Linked DNA regions of Homo sapiens: region 1 is linked to region 2. The links are chromatin loops, found by intact Hi-C in ENCODE. Cell type or tissue: body of pancreas. All regions are shown on one strand. Links, peaks and the distances in the headings refer to the core of each region. The heading gives the core; the rest is flanking DNA.

Region 1 (11,389 bases), core at 2,277-10,276, 610 kb after region 2:
ACAAGTGAGACCATGCATTATTTGGTTTTATGTTTGTGATAATTTTCTTAGGATAATGGCCTCCAGCTGCATCCACGTTGCTGCAAAGGACATGATTTTGTTCTTTTTTATGGCTATGTAGCATTCCATGGGCGTATATGTACCACATTTTCTTTGTCTAATCCACCATTGATGGGCACTTGGATTGATGCCATGTCTTTGCTGTTGTGAATAGTACCCGATAAATATACAAATGCAGGTGTCATTTTGGTAGAATGATTTATTTTCCTTTGGGTATACACCCAGTAATGGGATTGTCGGGTTGAACGGTAATTCTATGTTGAGTTCTTTGAGAAATCTCCGAACCACTTTCTACAGGGGCTGAACTAATTTGCATTCCCACCAACAGCGTATAAACCTTCCCTTTTCTCCTCAACCTTGCCAATGTCTGTTATTTCCTGACTCTAATAAAAGAGAACAGTTGTAAAACACTGTAACAAATCTACTTTCTGTGCTTCTCACGATTCAAATCTGACTTCAGTTTAACCATTTGAATATTTGGCCTTAAATACAAATTGATGACATAGTGATGGATTGTGTTTTATGACATTTATTTTATATGGGCTAACAATTCTGCATGTAATTTCATTGTTGTAGGGTTATGAGAGAATTTACAATGAAATTCCGGACATTAATCTGGATGTCCCACATTCATACTCTGTGCTGGAGCGGTTTGTAGAAGAATGTTTTCAGGCTGGAATAATTTCCAAACAACTCAGAGATCTTTGTCCTTCAAGGTACTTTATTTAAATACTACTTTCTCAATGTAAAATAGTGGATGAGATCTTTGGGAAGGTTAACTGCTAAGTTAGTTTATCGTTCCCTGAAGTCACTGAAGAACGTGACTCTTGTGAGTTCATGGAGAAAGAAGGGCGAAGCTTGTTTTAGCCCCCTTGTAAATCTGTACAGGACTGCCTCATGAAGTCCTAGTTTATTTGAAAGAAACTAATCTTGTGGAGCAGGTCCTTTGTTGTAAGTAGTTTCAGTGTTTAGAGTAGGTATTATCAGTGATAAGATGAGAAAATTGAGGCTTAGGGAGGTATAATGTACTTTTTCTAAGGTCACATGGCTAGTACATGGTAGAAGCCAAGTATGAATTCAGGACTTTTCTGGCTTCAAAGATCTAGGCTCTTACCTGTACTGGATGTGGCTTCCTTGACTTCTTTACAGGTTGGAGAATTAGGGCTAATTGGATGTTCTCACTAGAAAGTGTGTGTGTTGGGGGGTGTGTGGAGGATGTTCTCACTGGAAAGTGTATGTGTGTGGGTGATTTTCCTTGGAGCTATTAATATTTTTGCTACTAGTTGGTAAGTTTTTTTGTTGTTGTTAAAGCTAATAATGAAGCTTATAATGTAATAATATAAATGTTTAGTAATAGCTAAACTTTTTGCTTGTGTGGGTCAGTTTTATATAATCTTAAGTTCTTATAATTTTTTATCTGGAAAATTTCTTAAGCTTTGATATTTTTAAGTGCATTGTAAGAATTAAAAGTCAGAAAAATATTTCCTGGTAGGGGCCTTTGCTTTAGAATTTTAGAAGCCATTAAAAGAGAGGGAAAAGAAAGTGATGAAAGATAGTTTAATAGCTTTACTAGAAATGTTTGGAAATACAGACGTTAGCTTGGTGATGGCAGGATTTATGTATGGATGTGCCAAGTGATATACATCAGTAAAAACTCTGAACTTTGGCCTTCTTATTATTGACTGCTTTTTCATTCCCTACCTTGGTCTCATACAGTCTGAAGCCTTTATGTTCAAGATGATGTAGCTGTTTTCCACTTAGACTTAATATGAAAAGGGGCCAGTACCCTGGCATTGGCTTTTTGAAAGTTTTTCAGCCTCTGTTTGAAAGTCTGATTGTTTCTGTGTGGCTTTATTCTCAAGGGTCACATGAGGCAATAAACTTTCTGTGTATACATACCATACAGCTTTGACTTGGGTCCTTCATCTTTTAGCCTATTTGGGTAAGGTGCACATTTGTGTGTGGTTTTGCATGCTTGTGCCTATTGGCCTGGGGTCAGAGAGTAAGGGCTAATGTTGCCTAAGTTCTATTTCCCACTTACTGCTTTAGGCCACTGGCCAGCTGTTCCTTCTGGGCTATTGCCACTACATGTAGGTAAGAGTGTGGTTACATTATAGAGCAGGGCTTCTTGAGTTTGACAAAGCACGAATCCCAAAATGGGGCATAGGCTGTAATTCTGATTTTTTTCCACATTCAAGTTATGGCTTTTCTACAGTTGATAAAACATTTTTTTTTAAATTGCCAAACATGGATATTTTGATAGGTTGCACAGCTCCAGTTTGCATAATTCTGAATTATGTTAGTGTTTCCTATTTGGCTTACTGTTAAGCTTACAAATAATAATTAGAAATTAATTAGAAATAATTTTAAATTTCTAAATAAAATGTTTTAGTTTGAGTCAACTTTTTTTAATGTGACTCTGTTTGGATAGTGAACTTATTAAAACAAAAACTCAGATTTGATATTGATGTTTTATGCTAAGATATATAGTAGGGAGTCTTTTCCAAAGGAATTAGAGGCATGCTTTTTTTTTTTAATGGAAAACCCTTTAAAAGCTAACACGTAACGAAAAAATACCAAGTTTTTAATTTTTTTATATATTGACTATAGTCAGAATTTGTATCTGTTTTCATGTCTTTTTTTTTCTTCATTACAGGGGCAGAAAGCGTTTTGTAAGCGAAGGAGATGGAGGTCGTCTTAAACCAGAGAGCTACTGAATATAAGAACTCTTGCAGTCTTAGATGTTATAAAAATATATATCTGAATTGTAAGAGTTGTTAGCACAAGTTTTTTTTTTTTTTTTTTTTAAGCACTTGTTTTGGGTACAAGGCATTTCTGACATTTTATAAACCTACATTTAAGGGGAATTTTTAAAGGAAATGTTTTTTCTTTTTTTTTTGTTTTTCGAGGGGGCAAGGAGGGACAGAAAAGTAACCTCTTCTTAAGTGGAATATTCTAATAAGCTACCTTTTGTAAGTGCCATGTTTATTATCTAATCATTCCAAGTTTTGCATTGATGTCTGACTGCCACTCCTTTCTTTCAAGGACAGTGTTTTTTGTAGTAAAATCACTGGTTTATACAAAGCTTTATTTAGGGGGTAAAGTTAAGCTGCTAAAACCCCATGTTGGCTGCTGCTGTTGAGATACTGTGCTTTGGGAGTAAAAAAAGAAAGTTATTTCTTTGTCTTAAAGAATTTTTAAAAAATTAGTCATGAGACTTATTCATCTTTCCAGGGAACATACTGATTGGTCTTAAAAGACTAGACAGTTAAGTAAAAGGTGGCTGGAACATCTATTTTTCTACAAAACTGGAAAAATGAACCTGGTTCTAGAAGAATGTACACCAAAATAAAACATGTGAAGCAGTATTGATTCTTTATTGGGAGTACATTTTTTTAGGTCTCTTAAACTTTAATTTCACACAGTAAATTTTGAATCTCATAAGGAAGCATATTTGAACCTAGTCAATTTAATCTTAGTGTTCCCTTGAAAACTTTTTTTCCCTACAAAATTTTAAGTGAAAAATACAATAGTAAATTAAGATTACACTGGGGAAAAAAATGCAGGTATCACTTTACTCCATTGTTATCTGACCTAGAGCTTAATTAAGTTTTAGAAATATGTAATACCTTCCATCATTCCATCATCCTTAAATTCTGTTACCAAATAATGGCTAATGTTACAAAAAGTTATACTCCAGAGACCCAAAGCTTGACATTTACCTAATGTATGAGAAAATATTACCAATTAACAATAAAGAATGATCATATTTTTAACCTCTTTTACATAGCCTAATAACTCAGCAAGGCCTCAACGTCTGTGCTAATTTAAACTGCCAAATATTGACTGCAGCAAACAAGAATTATATTCAGAATTTATGAGGGTACTGTTAGGAGTATACTGCTTACAGGTTTAGATATAGTCTGTTAGAATTAAAACCAAGTTTAGTGTTCATATTTACCTCATGGGCTTTATCAAGCCCATATTACCTCAGCTTATATATAGTTACCATTTTTAGGTTTTTAATTGTTTGACACTTGGATGATAAATGCAGTCATTTTATTCTCAAGTGCTTAAAATTAATGTAATTAAAAGCTTAGCTGACTACAGAATAGGTGAGGGTTTCTTAAAAATGAGATTTAAGGGCTGGGCACGGTGGCTCATGCCTGTAATCCCAGCACTTTGGGAGGCCGAGGTGGGCGGATCACTTGAGGTTGGGAGTTCATGACCAGCTTGACCAACATGAAGAAACCCTGTCTCTATTAAAAATACAAAAGTAGCCAGGCATGGTGGCGCATGCGTGTAATCCCAGCTACTTGGGAGGCTGAGGCAGGAGAATTGCTTGAACCTGGGAGGCAGAGGTTGCAGTGAGTCGAGATGGTGCCATTGCTCTCGTTTGGGCAACAAGAGTGAAACTCTTGTCTCAAAAAAAAAAAAAAATGAGGTTTAAGACAGTTTTGTCATTACTGGTGGGATCTGGTCACACAAGATAGCATTAAACGTGACATGGCACATAAAATTGGTTAAAAAATTTTGTTTTTTAATTACGTAATGTAAAAGCCCAACAAACACTTTATGCAAGATTGGAATGTATCTTCAAATTCAGATTTAATAAACATGTAAAGATCCTCTGTATATAAAAGTTGTATTTAATCCCTTGTGCCCAAGAATGCTATAAAAGATCCCAAGAATGTTATCTATAAAAGATAGCAATAGGAATGGTGAACAAATAATTTAATTTGCAATTCTAAAAACATGACTTAAACCCCATAAAACTTGGTTCATAGTTTAACTGTTTATGTTCAATACAAACCAGAGTGTTTACATTCACAATACAAATTTCATCAATCTTGGATATTTTTGTATTTCTATGAATACTATCAATTTTATTGATAACACATACTACTTTCAGCACACAGAAGCATATTTTCTAGTTATTGTTAAATAGTAGATAAGGCAGGTTGTTCCCTAAAGTGCTCAGTTATCATTCAGTGGGTTATTTGCCGTTGATCCTTTTCTGCCATTTCTTGTTGGCGAATTGTATTCTGTGCTGCTTGATGCATTTTCTCTAGTTTTTCCAGAGTCAGAGATTTTAAGGGTAAAAGTTTGGGTTTACACAGCACCATTGTCATTATATCTTCCACAAACAGTGGCCCTAAGTTTAACAAGAAATAAGAATTAATTCAAGAAAGATAACCCAGTTGTTTGTAGTTGGATTTGCAGCTAGAATGAAGGTCTAAAAAATTAATCTCTTGTCACTGAAAAACTCTTGTACCTAAATTGAGTTTTGCTCTGGAACCAGAAAGATCATTGTCATTCTATAAGCGCATTTCTTACTAGTAGGGTGCTTCTGAGGAAGACAAGTTTTGAGCGTTCTACCCAAGAATCTATGCTACCATAAGACACAACTTTTTGTGTCAGAAGTTTAATCTTAAAATAAGATTTGGCAGAATATATATATACATAGTGCAAAAAAATATAGCAAAATATGATATTTAACGTAAATATTCAAATGACTGAAGGTTTAAACCTTCGGCTTTTCTTACTGTTGCTTCAGGTTTCTCTTTCTCCACTTTCAGACCTTATTTAACATAGTAAATTCCATTATTTCTTTCACTGAAGTTTCATATTGAGTAGGGCATGGTAGCTCTTACCTGTTATCCCAGCACTTTGGGATGCCAAAGGGGTTGGATTGTTTGTTTGAGCCCAGGGGTTTGAGACCAGCCTAGGCAACACATTGAGATCCCTTCTCTACAAAAATAAGAACAAATTAGCCAGGCATGGTAGCACATGCCTGTAGTACTAGCAAATCAGTAGGCTAGGGCAGGAGCCCAGTAGTTCAAGGCTGCGGTGAGCTACGGTTGTGCCAGCTGTACCCAAGCCTGGGTGGCAGAGTGACAACCTGTCTCTTAAAAAAAATTCATATTGTAATTAGGAATTTTAGGAATTAGCTAATTAATAGGCAATTTTAGGTATAAGAAACAATGTTTCATTTGTTATCCTTTTACTGGATGTCATGAAAAAGCATATAGTAAAAGACAGTAAATGAGATAATACGGAACACAATAGCTGCAGATGTTTAGCTATTAAGCCTGCTATGTGACACTGCCTATGACTTCTTTAGTCCTGTAATAATCAATGACCTCAATATTTGTGATGTACATACCTTGCTTTGGAAGAACTTCCCGGAACATTGACTTCACTTCTGCCATATCTGAGTTGTTGGATATAGTGTTTTTTCCTTCAATGAGAAATCAGTATTATTCAAGAATACATTCCCAAAGCAGACTGCCTGAGACATTTCCATTGTAGTTTAAGAAGTAAAATCCAAATTCCTATAGAAAGTGAACTACCCTAACCTTGTATAATATTGCCATTAATTTCCTGTGACCTTGGGATAGTTTGTATAAGCATTTAGATCTTGTCAACTTCCATTAGTCAGTTGTGGTGTTAACTACAAGGCTAGGTGTTGTAATTTTTTTTCTCTCATAGTGAAAACTTGGTAGAGCTTCAGTTTTTAAGGCAAAGATGATTAATATCATCTGAGGAAAAGGTATTTGTGTGTAGCCAGCGTGGTTCGTTGATAGCATCTCCCCTGAATGGTGGGTGACAAAAAACATGACCACCATTTGATGGGGGTGGTGAGGCAGGTAGTTAGGAAAAGTAGGAACTGGCAGGCTAACATTTCCTAAGATTCCTACTTGTCTCAACGGCCAACAGCTGGTTTCTACTTTGTGTCTAACAAAAAGAATCCTATGGATGACTGACTACACAGCTGCAATTGGTAACGAAGTAATACAATAGGTGAAATTGGCTCTTGCAGAACAGAAATAGAGTTTCAGTTTACTATTTTCCTCTAATACCGAGATTCTATATGCGAAAGGACCAACAATATTTAACTATTTGTTATGAACATCCCAGCATATATGCCATTTTTGCCAGTGACATTTGCTCCAAGTATTACAGTCAAGATTCTGCTATGCTGTGTGTTCAAGGTGTTCTGGACTAAGCTGTAGAATGATCCCTTTCCAAACACAGATGCTTTTCTAGACGGTCCCACCCACTCAGTGATTCACCTTGCTGATGCAACCTTACCATGCATCTTTCACAACATCACCCCCACAGATTTATTATTTATAAAGTGGTGAATCTGGCTTGGTGCCTGCCTTTACCAACCACTGCAAATTAATTATAATCAAGTGAAGCTTCTTCTGGTTTTTGTTATTCCCGCTCCACTACTTTGACATTCCTAATAAAAGCTTCCTACTCTGTATTCAAGTCTCTTCCTCTCTCTTGCTCAGATTCTTACTCTGGAACGTCTAAGTTCCTGAAAACCTCTATCTGCTTTCCAGAACTTTGTCATCAAACTTCACCCCTATACTGCTCTAGCAGGGAGAGATGATGAAATAAGTAATGGACCAGGAATAAAGCAACTCATCACTAAATGGAATGTGAAATAAATACAATACACAATTTCCTTAGACTGCACAGCTTCTCCTACCATATTCTTTTCTTTTTAGGCCTGCCAGTGGTACCTAGTGATCACTGCCTTTTTTTTTTTTTCCAGGTTAGGATGAAGGTTACTAGCATTGCAGACCCCCTGATTAGCCTTGAATTGAACTATCAAAACCACCACCTAGCCTCTCCATTAAATACATCACAGTGAAAATATTCATTATGATCACATTTCTTTATTTGAAGCAAACCTGACATGATACGCCACTGAAAGGGAGGACATTATAGATGTTGATAAATGTGAAGGAAATACATAGGAGCTAAGGATTTTTATATGTATCACCAAAATGCTAAAGTGGTAGATAAACAACTCTTAGCTGTTATATAGTGTAAGCAACTCCAGCTACTCTGAACTGTCACTATCCTTTGTTTTCTCTTAGTCTGATAACTCTTTCACATCCAAAATCTGGCCTGACAAAAACAATGAAACTTGGTGCTCTACCAAACCTCAGTTCTCTGTTTGACTAAGCTGCCATTGTTACTGTAAAGGGTGTGGAGCCAAAGGGATGGTAGGGAGTGGGCTGCACCTAGTGTGGGGGAGATTAGTGCCAGTCACTTGCCTGGATAGAATGTCTGTTTTAATAGGGTTGGTTCTTGTTTCTAGGCCCCCTTAGGCATTGGCAAGAAAGAAACAGGAAGGGAAGGGCTAAAATAAGCAAGGTTGGATGGCCAGCACTGGCTGGGCTACACTTTGTTGATAATCAGCTGCCCTGGGAGTCCAGAGTAGGAAGGAGTACAGTCATGTGTTTCTTAATGATGGGATATGTTCTGAGAAATGCATCATTAGGTGGTTCTGTCATGGTGCAAACATCCTAAGAGTGTACTAACACAAACCTAGATGGTATAGCCTCTTACACAAACCTAGATGGTATAGCCTAATATAAACCTAGGCTATATGGTAGAGTGTACTGGGCCTAGGCTATAAACTTGTACATGTTACTGTACTGAATACAGTAGACAACTGTAACACAATGGTATTTGTGTATCTTAACATAGACAAAGTAAAGTGTTCTGCCACAATATCATGAGCATTACAACGGGGTATGACATCATTAAGCAATAGGAATTTTTCAGCTTCATTATAATCTTATAGAACCACTGTTGTATATGCAGCCTACTGCTGATCACGTTGGTATACAGACAGTATTTCCTTCTCCCACACGGCCTGCTAATAGCCAGACATGGGTGATTTGCTTAGAGTAATGCACTGTAAGCAGTTGTGGCTACTTTTAAGAGAACTTTCTTGTCAGGTGAGATGTATTTAAACCAGGGACAGATGGGCCAAGGGAGAAACATAACAGCTATGGCTGAAATTCATGTGTATTCTACAATTGCCATGGCCATTTAATTCAATAAATATGTGAGTTTTTTTATCATCTGCCAAGCATTGTTCATAATTAACAGGACAAAAACCCAAACTTTTGCCTTTTTGGAGCCTACAGTCTAGAATAAGGAGAGAAACAACAGCATGCCAGAAGGTGGTAAGAACTATAGAAAATAACGTAAAGGGGATTAAGGAATGCTGAGGGGGGTGGTATTTCAGTTTTAAGAAGAAAATCATGATGACCTCATTAAGAAGGTGACATTTAAGCAAAGACTGCTTTTGTGTGTATGAGTGCATGTGTAATGTCTTTTTAAACTGCAAAAAAGTTAAAAGTCTGATAGTATCCACAGGTAGGGACGGTATAGGGAAATTAGCACTGTTGTTAAGCTTTTTTAGAGGAATATTTTGCAGTACTGTATCTACTAAAACTAAATATGCACAATTTTGACTCATAGTAATTGGTTCTAAAGAACACAAATGTGTAAAAATAAGAGTGTTCATTAAAGCATTGTGTTGAATAGCAAAATGTTCAGCAATAGATGAAGCTGACTAAATGTTCACCAGCAGATCAAAGGTTAAATAAATCATGGAACATCCATAGAACGGAATACTATGCCAAATTAAAAAATGATGCAGATTGTCAAGGCATACCTTAAGAGAAAACATTAAATTACAGAAAATGAAATTATTCTTACATTAATAGAACCAAACTTATAATGCTCACAGAATACAGTGTCAATTCATCATTTTTTGAAGGCCTTGGTTTAGGTAAATGGAGAAGAATCTGCTGTTTCCTTTTCTTACACAGATTCTAAAGTTTGTAATTTCTCCCAGAGATAATAGTTTTGATGAACAGTGCATTCCAAAATCATGACAAGGTACGCAAACCTGTTGTAGCTATTTGAGCTGGATGTCTAAAATTAATGCTGAAAAACTTGAAGGAAAACCAAATCTTTGTCATGAAATATTTTACTCTGTTTTAGGAGTGAGAGTTAAAACGCAGGTCTAGGATGGATTATTGCCTTCAAATCAATCACATACATTTGGCAAGTTAAAAATCCCTGGTGTGGGGGCTGGGCGCGGTGGCTCACACCTGTAATCCCAGCACTTTGGGAGGCCAGGCGGACGGATCACAAAGTCAGGAGATCGAGATCATCCTGGCTAACATGGTGAAACCCCGTCTGTATTAAAAATACAAAAAATTAGCAGGGCGTAGTGGTGGGCGCCTGTAGTCCCAGCTACTCCGGAGGCTGAGGCAGGAGAATGGCGTGAACCTGGGAGGCGGAGCTTGCAGTGAGCCGAGATCGTGCCACTGCACTCCAGCCTGGGCGACAGACCGAGACTCCGTCCTCCCCCCACCCCTCCAAAAAAAAAAATCCCTGGTGTGATTTAGTTGGATAACCAAATTAAATAATGGGTGTGAGACCAGACTAGATCACTGAAGTGTCCTTCTGAACTTGGAGAATGTATTATTAGTGGTCCTCAAATTTTCTACTTGCATACTCCCAAAGAGATTTTGGAAAACTAGGTATCACTTCATACACTGATGTTTAAATTTCTTATCATAAATTTAAATTATAAAGGATATAATTTCCAGCATATTTAAAAATAACTGTTACCTCAGTCTTTTAAAAACATATCCAATATAATCTAAACATAACAGCAATTTGATAGCTACCATCATCCATTAATAAAAAGAAGATCATTTTTAAGTTAGAAGTTTTATATCATCTTTTTTTCTTCCTGGACCTCTATTTCCAACCCACTTTATTCTAGTGTAACGTATTTTCATGCCTTTTTTTTTTTTTTTGAGACGGAGTCTTGCTCTGTCGCCCAGGCTGGAGAGCAGTGGCGCGATCTTGGCTCACTGCAAGCTCCGCCTCCCGGGTTCATGCCATTCTCCTGCCTCAGCCTCCCGAGTAGCTGGGACTACAGGCGCCCGCCACCAAGCCCGGCTAATTTGTTTTGTGTATTTCTAGTAGGGATGGGGTTTCACTGTGTTAGCCAGGATGGTCTTGATCTCCTGACCTCGTGATCCGCCCACCTCGGCCTCCCAAAGTGCTGGGATTACAGAGGTGAGCCACCGTGCCTGGCCTCATGCCTGGTATTTTAATGATCATCCTATCATACTTCTTTGCTACAAAAATGTTTATAAATTTAAACTTTAAAATATTTTGGATTCAGTTATTACAACTGGCACAAAATTGGTCAAAATGAATTACACATTGATAAAGCAATTGTTGAACATAAAAGTTATTGGCCATATATCTGTTAATAAGAAGACAGCTTTATTTTCTCAATTAGTTCACGTATATACATGGCTGAAATTTACTTATTGCTACAATTCTATTCTTCTTCCTTTTTTTTGAGATGGAGTCTTGCTCTGTTGCCCAGGCTGGGGTGCAGTGGCACGATCTCGGCTCACTGCAACCTCCGCCACCTGGATTCAAGCAATTCTCCTGCCTGAGACTCCCGAGTAGCTGGGATTAC
Region 2 (11,389 bases), core at 1,374-9,373:
TTTCTCTTCCCCCTACACCGTTTTGGTAGAAACAAAAACTGATTTCTACATAACATCTCAAAAAGACTTCTTTGGCAGAGAAAACATGAAGGAATATATAGGTATAGATCTGTGTGTTGTATATATGTACATATTTTTTTAAACATCAAGAGACTGAGTCATTTTTCTTATAGAATTTCCTACATCCTAGATTTGGCTGGTTGAATCCTCATGGTGTCATTTAACATGTTATGTCCTTTATATTGACTGTAAACTGGTTGGTAGATGCAGAATACTTCATAGGTGGTGCTTTGTACTTCCTGTTATGTCAGTATTGTGTGTAGTTGTTGTTGCACTTTTAATATTAATCAATAGGTTCAGGTAAGGTCATTTTAATACATTTATATAAATGTATAGCCTTTAACTTAACAGTTTTAGCAATTATTGCCCTTATTTCATTGGGTGTCATAAAATAGTGATTTTCTAATTGTGTCATTCCTCTTGTATTTATAAACTGTTTTTCTCCTATAAACATTTTCTCATCAACTTTTCGGTTATCCTGAAATAAAGTTCATACAGGGAAGGTGGGATAAATGCTTGGTCTTGGTTTTTGCTTTATCAGTTTTCCAAACAGAGTTGGTAACCTAGCAGCTTCCAGAAGTAACAAGTTTTGGTTTTACTATTTTTTGATTATATCATGAACTCATGTTTTGCTGTACTGAATGTGTTCCAATCCATTGCAGTCATCCTTTTAAATTCTTTTGAATGCTCAAACTGTCCCAGATTTGCTGAGTAGGAGCCTTTTAAATAGTTTTTTCATCCTTTTTAACGCAACCTTTTTAACACAACCCTAGGAGTTCTTGTTTTTCTGTTTTGTTATTTTTCTATGTAAAAGTTTATTTTTGTGTGGCAGTTTTCAAGAAAAGTCTACCAGAGGCAGTAGCAAGAACCTGAAGTACATGCTACATTTATCAGTAACAGTGAAATATAGCAGAAATAACCCTGACCTTGGTGTCCCAGTCTTTCCTCTATTGCTAACTAGCGGAAACCTCTTCTTAGGTCTTTAGGTTTTAGCTGTCCTTCCTGTTACCTCCTCCTTGTACCCACCCCAACTACCTCCAAATTTCAGAGAGGAGGGTGTATTTTCATCACTATAGCTCTCATTTTTTTTTAGTGTTCCCAGTGTACCTTACTTTAGCGGTACCTTACCAAGTACCATCCTTATCCTGAGCTGGCAACCTCCTTTTTGTAGTGTTATGGGGGCTTTTAGTTAACATCTGTGGTACACTTGGCTAAAGCAGTTTCTCATTTTACTTTGTTTTTTTGGGTTTTTAAAAAATTTTTTTAAACATATTTTTAAATTTTATTAAAATAGAGATGGGCCTTGTTGCCCAAGTGGTCTCAAACTCCTGGGCTCAAGCAATCCTCCTGCCTTGGCTTCCCAAAGTGCTGGGATTATAGGTGTGAGCCACTGTGTTGGCCATCATTTTACTTTATTTTGACTGAGTTCAGCATGCTCTTTTGGATAGTGTGCCTTGTTATTATCTTCTAGTTGTAGGTTGGATGAGTGTTCAGTGGTGCTGGGAAACAATGGCTTCTGAAGCAATTCGGATATAGAGCCAATATATGAATTCACAGATTATTTGGACAGCTGCCTACATTTTAAAAACATCTCTAGAATCTCTAAAACTTTTGAAGCAACAAGCCCTTTTGAAAAGTATATTCCTGGAAATAGCTTCACCCTGTCCTTTTGGCCTCACAAGAATCCACTTTTTTTTTTTTTTTGAGAGAGAGTGTCTCGCTCTGTCGCCTAGGCTGGAGTGCAGTGGCGTGATCTTGGCTCACTGCAACCTCTGCCTCCTAAGTTCAAGTGTTTCTGCTGCGTCAGCCTCCCAAGTAGCTGGGACTATAGGCGCGTGCCACCATGCCCAGCTAATTTTTCTATTTTTAGCCTAGACACGGGGTTTCACCATATTGGTCAGGCTGGTCTTGAACTCCTGACCTCGTGATCCACCTGCCTCAGCCTCCCAAAGTGCTTGGCCGCACCCGGCTGAATCCACTTTTTTTTTTTTTTTAAAGCAGTTGTGATTAGTGTGAACCCTTAAAAAGTCAGTGCCAAATGTGAAACATCAGGCTTTGAATTTAAGTAAGGTAACTGAAAAATCCTGGGTTTCACTCTAGCTCTGATGGGAGAAAACAACTTTTTAACTCCTTTTTGTTTTTAACATGTGTATTGATTTATGTATATTATTGATGATTGAATATCTAGTATTTAACAATTAAGATTTTTTTTTTTATTTTTAAGAGACAGGGTCTCACTCTGTCACACAGGCTGAAGTGCAGTGGTGAGACCTTGGCACACTGCAGCCTCAACCTCCTGGGCTCAAGAGTGATCCTCCCACCTTGGCCTCCCGAGTAGCTGGGACTACTGGATCACCCACTATACCCAGCTAATTTTTGTGTTGTTGTGTTTTTTTTGGTAGAAATGAGGTCTCACTTTGTTACCCAGGCTTGTCTCAAACTCCTGCACTCAAGTGATCTTCCTGCCTTAGCCTCCCAAAGTGCTGGGATTACGGACGTGAGCCACTGCGTCCAGCAACATTATCTATTGATAGCTGAGTCAAATATGTATTTGTGGTGTTTTTTTTTTTTAATGTTTGGCTTTTAAGTCTGTATACTACCACCAAAATGGATCTCACTATAATCTGAAGACTTTTAAGTCTCAGGCCCTTATTTCAAGCTATATTTGATGCAAGAAAATTAAATCTAAGACATATACCTCAAACTCTACTTTATAATGACTTGTTTGACTGACTAGTTGAAGATCTTTATGATGAATCCTAGAAGTCTGTTGAACTATCTGTAGAATGGCACCACCAAAGGCTTGGATGGGTAAATTTTCTAGTTTGCCTATATTAAGTTTATGCTCCTGCCCACCCTTTAAGGCAACCCTGATTAATAAACAGAACTGAGAATTAGTTTGTGGTTTAATGCAAAACAGATGTTTTTAAACCACTTGGGGGTTGGGACCTTTTAATATTAAGCACTAATTCCCAAATACGCCAAGTGCTTTAGGGAGGTCCAGACGGACTGGCGTCAAAGGATTTAGGAAATTTGCTGCCTAAATTAAGACCACCACTGTATATCAGACATTCCCCTTGGCAAAAAATATTCCTGTCTCTTCACCTTGTTCCTCTGTTCTCCAGACATCACTGATAATAAGCTTGTTGTGTAACATTTCTTATACCTCTTTTCCTCATGCTGTTAGTTTTTGAAGGTGCGCTATACTCGATAATTAATGTTCTTCTTTTTTTTTTTTCCTTTGGCAGAGGAGATTGAAGTGGATGTTGAAAGCACAGAGTTCTCCCATGGAGAAGTGGACAATATAAGTACCACCAGCATCAGTGACATTGATGACCACAGCAGCCTGCCGAGTATTGGGAGTGACGAGGGTTACTCCAGTGCCAGTGTCAAACTTTCATTCACTTCATAGAACCCAGCATGACATAACAGTGCAGGGCAAAATATTCACTGGGCCAATTCAATACAAACAATCTCTTAAATTGGGTTCATGATGCAGTCTCCTCTTTAAAACAAAACAAAACAAAACAAAACTATACTTGAACAAAAGGGTCAGAGGACCTGTATTTAAGCAAATACTTAGCAAAAAGTGGGGCAGAGCCTCCCAAGGAGAACAAATATTCAGAATATTCATATTGGAAAAATCACAATTTTTAATGGCAGCAGAAAACTTGTGTGAAATTTTCTTGATTTGAGTTGATTGAGAAGAGGACATTGGAGATGCCATCCTCTTTCTCTTTTCTAGTTTGCTCATACTACATTGAGTAGACACATTTAAGGATGGGGTTATGAACCCTTCCTGAGCTTTATGGTCCTAAAAGCAAAATAAAAACTATTCGAATGAAAAGACAAGAAAATCAGGTATTAATCTTGGATAGCTAATAATGAGCTATTAAAACTCAGCCTGGGACAGTTTATCATGAAGCCTGTGGATGATCAATCCTTTATTATTATTTTTTTTTTTTGAAAAAAGCTCATTTCATGCTCTGCAAAAGGAGAGACTCCCATGAAGCCTTTTGAAAGGGATCATCATGCAGCTCAACTTTCTGTTGGATTCCATGCTAAGCAAGCTAACCTTATCCTGCATTGTTAGCACTAGGCACCCAGCTGCCACCTCTCCATCCTGCTGCCCTTAGGCCACATGGGAGCAGTCCATGCATGACAGCCTCTATCCTACAAGGCCTATGAGTATGGATTGGGGGGGCCAAAAGGAAAAAGCTCCATGTGCCTCTTTGTCTGCGTGGGTCAGAAGAGTTGTGCACGCAGATTAGCAGGCCAAGGTCTGAGCCACAGCAGCATTTTTATTTCAGATTTTGATAACTGTTTATATGTGTTGAAAACCAAAATGACATCTTTTTAAAGCTTATCCATAAAAAAAAATAGATGTCTTTTATAGTGGAAAAACACATGGGGAAAAAAATCATCTATTTTGATGCAGCATTTGATAATGATAAAACACCTCACACCTCACTCTTTATAGTGCACAAAATGAATGAGGTCTGGGCTAGGTAGAAAAAGGGTCAATGCTATTTTTGTTTTTAGAATCATTACCTTTTACCAGCTTTTAACCATCTGATATCTATAGTAGACACACTATCATAGTTAACATAGTAAGTTCAGCACTTGTCTCATTTTAATGTAAAGATTTGCTTCCATTTTCCTACAGGCAGTCTCTCTCTTCCTCACAGTCCCACTGTGCAGGTGCTATTGTTACTCTTACGAATATTTTCAGTAATGTTATTTTCTTCTAAGTGAAATTTCTAGCCTGCACTTTGATGTCATGTGTTCCCTTTGTCTTTCAAACTCCAAGGTTCCCTTGTGGCCCTCTCCCTTACCCTGGGAAGGCCTCTTGGAGACCTTACCCCTGGCTGTTTGGACTTTGTATACTTTAAATAATTTAACTACCCTTAATTACTTAAAAAAAAAAAAAAGCTTTATGATTTTCATAACTTATTGCTGATTTTAATGGATTGTTAATTTCAGTCCTGTAGTTTTATTTTATGTTTAGATAGGGCTGGGCAAGGAAAAAGAAAATAAAGACAACCATATTTAGCAGTGCAGTTGAGTTGTGTGTTAATGTTAGACTATCCCTTTGTGAGTGACACTTTAACAGCATTCACTGCTTCTATATATAGTGTACCATCTTGGTCATACATTACGCCTCAACATATACTTGTGCTCTTCCTTTGCCTCCAGAAGAAGTTTTTCCTTGATTGTGCTATGTTTCAGTGGAAGAAATTCTTTGAAGTAGATGTGAGTGAAAAACTGCATGCCTTTAGAAGCCCAGTATCAGAACTTGCTACGTTTCAGGTGCTAGGGACTTAATGAAAAACAGGACAAAACAATTCCTTTTTGTGGCCCAGGTAAATTATTTCTGGTTTCACTTATAATTACTAATGGCTGAGTCAAGATGTTGTCTCTGTGTTTGCTTACTCTTGATCAAGTGTGAGACAGTTTGAAGACTGTGCTACCATACAAAGTGAATGAAGCCAGTGACTAAGCTTCTGTTTGTTTTGTTATTCTCATGGCCTTCGCTTGCATTATTTGGGCCTTCATTCAGATGAACTTGAGGTGCCATTTTGTTGCATATGTACAGGATTATGGGCTGGAAAGCATTTGTTATAAACCTATAGTGCACATTTTAACTGCCCCCTAAATTACCCTTCCCTGGGTTTGTTTTCCTTGGGGTGGTGTAGATTGTATGAGTAAGAAGTATTAATTTTTTAAAAGACAAATCAACTTTGAAGACACAAAAGTTAATTGGAAGAAATAAAAACTGTGAACGAAGAATACCTTTCTTTTTGTACCATCCTTCTTTATGAAGGCAAAAACATGAATGGGTATCCACACCTTAAGAGGTAACTATCTCCTAAATGTCTGTTGATACCAAATCAGTATCAATGCCAAATCAAATGGCAGTTTGAATTATAATTGCCATTCCTGTTCTGCAATTTAAACAGGAGCCTGACTGGTAACTCCATATAACCTAACTGCATGTGGTTTAATGTGCCACATTAATAATAATATTAACTGCCTCAGGTAGGACACAAAGCCATTCTCATGATCTGTTCTCTAAATAACTTTTGGGAGCATCCTTTAGCTACACTATTATTCAAATTGCAAACAAGTCTGGAAGTTCCACTAATCTTATTTAGGGTACCCTATTTATAGAACACCTGAGTGACATTTATATTAAAAGGTACAGGTAGGCCAGGTGCAATGGCTCACACCTGTAATCCCAGCACTTTGGAAGGCAGAGGTGCGCAGATCACTTGAGGTCAGGAGTTTGAAACCACCCTGGCCAACATGATGAAATTCCGTTATCCACTAAAAAAAAAAATACGAAAAATTAGCTGGGCGTGGTGGCATGCACCTGTAGTCCCAGCTACTCAGGAGGCTGAGGCAGGAGAATCTTGAACCTGGGAGGCGGAGGCTGCAGTGAGCTGAGATCGAGCCACTGCACTCCAGCCTGGGCAGCAGAGCGAGACTCCGTCTCAAAAAGGTACAGGTAAAACCTACTGTAGCGCGTTATGACTAGAGGATTCTGAAGTCACTGCAACTCAAGTTTCTGGTTAGAATAGGTATGAGAACTCCTACAGAAATGCCTTTCTAATCTCCCTGACAATGACTGCTTTTAGCATTATGAAGGAATTTTAAGAGGCAGTGAGGATTATTGAGGCAAAGTTGCTGACCAAAATCAGGTTCCCAACAGTTAACCCAGAACAGTAAAGTGTGGGAAAAGCAAGTGTTTTAATTACACTGTAATCCCAGTTCCAACATTGCTGACCCTAGTTAAGTTGCTTGATTTCTTCATGGAGCCCTTTTCTTCCTGAAAAGCTATTATAAGTACTACCTCTATCTTGAAGGGTTGTAAGGATTTAAGCTGATATATATAAACTACCACCCCACTCCCTGACTGCCATCTAGGAAGATGTAGCACTAAGGAAATTAAAAGGGGTGTATTTCTCTAGTTTCTCTGATGAATGCAACCTTTTAATGCATCCTTAATCCTGAATTTTAGTTACTTTGACTCCAGATCTTACAGAAAAAGACTGTTCCTAAATATTGGTTCACTTAAAATTCCATGGTAGGTAATACTTTAACATAAAGTAGTTATTTTTTATTTCCTATAGAATTTCTTTCTGTCACCCAGGCTGTAGTGCAGTGGTGTGACCTCGGCTCACTGCAACCTCCACCTTTTGGGTTCAAGCAATTCTCCTGCCTCAGCCTCCTGAGTGGCTGGGACTATGGCATGTGCCACCACACCCGGCTAATTTTTGTATTTGTTAGTAGAGAGGGCATTTCACCATGTTGGTCAGGCTGGTCTCGAACTCCTGGCCTTATGTGATCCGCCCACCTTGGCCTCCCGAAGTGCTGAGATTACAGGTGTGAGCCACTGCACCCAGCCTCCTATAGAATTTCTTAAATGAAGGCTTTATAAGATTAATGCAGCATCAGTTTTAGTGATTAGTTGGTCTTTCTAGAAAAAAGAAAAAGGACTAATCTCAAGTTGAACATATTATACACTGATAATAATGTGCCCTAGGTCAGTATTTAGTGCTGACTTTGCCAAGAAAAGACAATCAGCAGCTATCTCCTTTCCTATGTATCAGAACTAATAGGAAACTGGTTTTCTTGTGGAATATGTCAGATTGTTTTAAATAGGCAGCGTAGTTCAAAATAAATGTACTGGCTGAAAACTTCACTTCCTGTTGTTTTACCTTTCTATACAGTCATAAATTAGAGAAAATGGCTTTAAATGAAGTTCTTTTAAGATACTGCCAACTAACTTACTGTAGTTTTGGAATTTTTTCCATATCCTCAAGCTCATAGCTCTTTGCCATGGGGAATGCTTTAAAAATCTTTATTGGTAGGGTAATAATTGAGATACTTATTTCAGATGCTCACACCAGGGCACAGAATAGCACTGTAAAAATATAACAAAACCTATAAAAGTACCTCTAAAATTATAAGAAGAATATACATTTAAGATCAGTCGTTTCTAAATTAGTAGCTTCATCACACTTAGAAAGCTAGGTCAACTAAACCTGAGGGGCGATTTTGGAGGGAAAAACTCCAGGCAAAAGAATTAAAGGGATACTTACTCCTTCCTGCTACTTCTGAACAATGAACATTTGGACAGTTACCATCTATTAAAGTGATTACTAGCCTAGCTTCAGATCTCAGGCTTCAACTCTAGTTTCCCAGGATATGGAGTCAAGTGTTTCCTCCAAGCCTGAATTCTTTGTTTCTCTGGTCAGAAATTCACTGCATCTTGCTAAAGTAAGTACAGGGCTTGAAAGGGGAAAAAACAAAAGCACATCAGTTTTACCAAGAAAGGTAAATCCTGAGCCAGCAAACAACAACCATAACTTTCAGCCCCAAGTTGAGAAAGTAGCTCTTCAAACAAAATGCCAACCTTCTCTCCTAATGATTATCACCATGGCTCTTTCAGCCGTATTCTTAAAAAAGACTAAGTGGAGAAACAAATTACAGTTTAAATAATTCCAGTGACTATACTGGTTTTGTTTTAAATGAACTGGTAAGGTGTGTGGTGGAACTAAGTTTCCAGTTTTTGTTGCCTGGGAACTGAAAGATTAATTAAATATCCAAAACTTCGTATTTTTAGCTAGTTCAGCTGTCAACTACTACAAACCCCTATTATTCTCAGTTCTGCTTTACCCCAATCAAGGCCACAAAAGAACCACCTTTATATACATAAGTTAAAAGGCAGAAAAGGCAATTAAAACACCTCACAGAAATCTAACACTATTTTGTTTTATTTTACTCTTTTGGCTAGGCCAAAACGAATTATTAAAATGTTCCATCTATAAAATTGATTTCTGAACCTCTTAAGATGTTTCTTAAGAACATAACTATACACATACATAGGCCTTTTAAAAGATGATTGGATAAAGGGCGCCAATTACTTGGGTTTTTCTGTTTGTTTAAAATACAGTATTACCTGTTATTTTGCCTGCTATGCTCCTCCTCTCTACTGCAGTAAAAATTCAGTTTAACTTGCAACTCAAAAATCCTAGATACAAAGAATGTTTACATTTACTGTTGAACTTGTAAATTGCCATTTATACTAATTGATTGCTTCGTAGTACCATACAGATACTTAATTCAGCTGATATTTATTGAATCAAGATTTAAAAAAATATAAAACCTCATTGGTTTTAATAGATTTTCTTCCTTTATATTTCAGTTACTACCCAAGTTAAAGCAAAAAGCTAAATCAAAGCTTTAAATTTTTTTTGGTTGAATTTACAACTGGTAGTTTTTTATCTTATAAAAATTGTAATTATAAAATTACAATCTACAGACACATGAGTCACACAACTACAGTTTTCCTTTATGTTAACCTGATGGTCTCCTTTGCTATTTTTAAGGCAGACATTTGGCATTAGAATTGCATACTGGAAACAGACACACACCCTTCATTGTGACAACAAGCAATTTTTTAAAAAAAATGTGTTGCTACAGTAACTGATGCATCTTGTTTTGGTTTGACGCCTAGTCTTCATGATTAGGCTAAAAGGTAATTTTTCTTCATTTCCAAAGTCAAACTTTTATAGTTAACAGTTCTCAGACGGGGATGCACATCAGGATCACCTGCGGTGTTCGTCAAACAACATACCTTGGCCTGGATAAGTCTAAGGTTGGTCCCAGGCCCACAAATTCCTCTTTAATTTTAAACAAGCATTAGGGGTGACTTTTATTATAACCTTCACCCCCTTCCCATTAAGAAACATGCCCTAGTATACAAATTAGTTCAAACCTTTAACTAGGAATACTAAATATACCCTACAGCCTTGGTAATTTGATAACACTTCAATAATACAGTTATAATTGGATGCCTCAAATCATAAACAATGGGTATTGTTATCCATTGTAATGTGGATTGCTATTCAAGTTAAGGAAAAAATATCAGATAATTCACCACTGCCACTCTGCAGAGTAATAGCAGACGCTTCTATAGTGCTTATGCCGGATACTCTTAAGCTATTTACACATTTGAATTCAATCCTTAAAACTGAAACAGATTTTTCCATTCTACAGCTGAGAAAAATGAATCAGAGGAATACACAGGTAATAAATGGGAATACACAGGTAATAAATGGTAATAAACAAACACTAGTCTGGCTCTAGAGTCCTTGCTGTTTTCCAGTATGCTCTGTGGCCTCCCTACATGTTAATTAAAATAGCACTTGTTACCTGTGATTACCACTAAAACTCAACATTTTATTTTCGGGAGGTTAGGACTGTTCTTTCCTTGAAATGGTAACAACAGTCAAACGTCAAGCTTTGGTAAGTTACATGCAACCATTTCTACTTAGGGGCCCATAACTCAATATTTAACATTTCAGTCTGTCACAGTTTCAAAGCTTCAAGTCTCCTTTCTTAATGGGGAAAACTCTACATTAAATTTTCTAACAAAGCTTTTTAAGGTCAAGGTTTATATTTTGTTTCAGAATATAGAGAGCTTAACCACCTTCAACTGTAAAATACTGTGGGTATCATGCTTCTCATTGAGCATCTTCTCAAATTCAGTATCACACTGTGACAGGTAGTCTCCCCAGGAGTCCTGCCTCTTAGTTCAGAGACACAAACATCATCCTGACACTAGGATTTTCCAAAGGGCCACATCTAGATCTTTGACACAAAGGTTGCTGATTTCATTCTAAAGGTCTATTTTCAAAACATTTTTTTTTAAGGTCACTTTTATTCTTTTTCTCTCTCCTACTGCAAAGTCCTCTGGGAAAACTAAGGCCCCCCAGGGTCAAAAGAGGGACAAGACTGTTAACAGTCCTGCCTACACAAACATCAAGTGAATTACTATTCTAATACCACCAAGGTAATCTCAACAACCATTTTCTGGGGTCACACAATGACACCAAATTTCTTCCCAGTGCTTTTTAATTCAAAGGATTCTCTTGCAATCCATCAAGGCTACTCTTGATTATTGATAAGCTCTTAAGATGTTACAATAACAAAGTATATTTTATTTAGAAGTTTACAGGCTTCAACAAACCCTTTTTCTACTGCAGTTTGTGCCTTTCTGTCCTTTGTGTCCTACCCTGTGGCCACGAATTATATGAAGAAAAAGTGACCCTCCTGGGTTGAGAGGGGTGGGTGTGGAAGGGAGAGATGAAGAATTCTACCTACCACTGTCCTAAGTTTCAATTTATAAAAAAAATTAAAATTCATGAAATAAAAACTTATTTTCCCCTTCCACCAAAAATCTACAAACACCCATTAAAATGAGGACATCCTATAAACACAGGCCTGGTTTGCCCTTTAAGATCCAATTTCTTCTAATGGA

The links. Hi-C counts contacts between places; a loop is a spot of excess contacts. Peaks named below come from ENCODE experiments on the same cell type or tissue, not always from the same donor. Only the 100,000 strongest peaks of a DNase experiment are listed, where the experiment ranks them.
Region 1: a loop joins it to region 2, with 11 times the contacts of the local background. A loop is called at or near these places in 1 of 110 quality-filtered maps.

The regions. Positions count from the first base shown.
Region 1 is chr10:110,895,312-110,906,700 of GRCh38, forward strand. It overlaps PDCD4 (programmed cell death 4), which reads left to right. Exons shown (of 12, transcript NM_014456.5): 11 at 637-776; 12 at 2,717-4,695. The coding sequence ends at 2,777. BBIP1 (BBSome interacting protein 1) reads right to left here. Exons shown (of 4, transcript NM_001195305.3): 3 at 6,227-6,301; 4 at 3,419-5,215. The coding sequence ends at 5,049. It overlaps MIR4680 (microRNA 4680), which reads left to right and starts at 2,779; the gene lies at 2,779-2,844. RefSeq lists an enhancer at 8,365-8,444. In body of pancreas, for the core only: no CTCF peak of the experiment used is centred there; a DNase peak (open chromatin) is centred at 5,910; H3K27ac peaks cover 7,075 bases.
Region 2 is chr10:110,281,516-110,292,904 of GRCh38, forward strand. It overlaps MXI1 (MAX interactor 1, dimerization protein), which reads left to right. Exons shown (of 6, transcript NM_130439.3): 6 at 3,309-5,850. The coding sequence ends at 3,472. It overlaps SMNDC1 (survival motor neuron domain containing 1), which reads right to left. Exons shown (of 6, transcript NM_005871.4): 6 at 9,215-11,389. Among named protein-coding and RNA genes, the nearest start is that of SMNDC1, 18 kb to the right of the region's middle. RefSeq lists an enhancer at 3,870-4,371. In body of pancreas, for the core only: no CTCF peak of the experiment used is centred there; no DNase peak of the experiment used is centred there.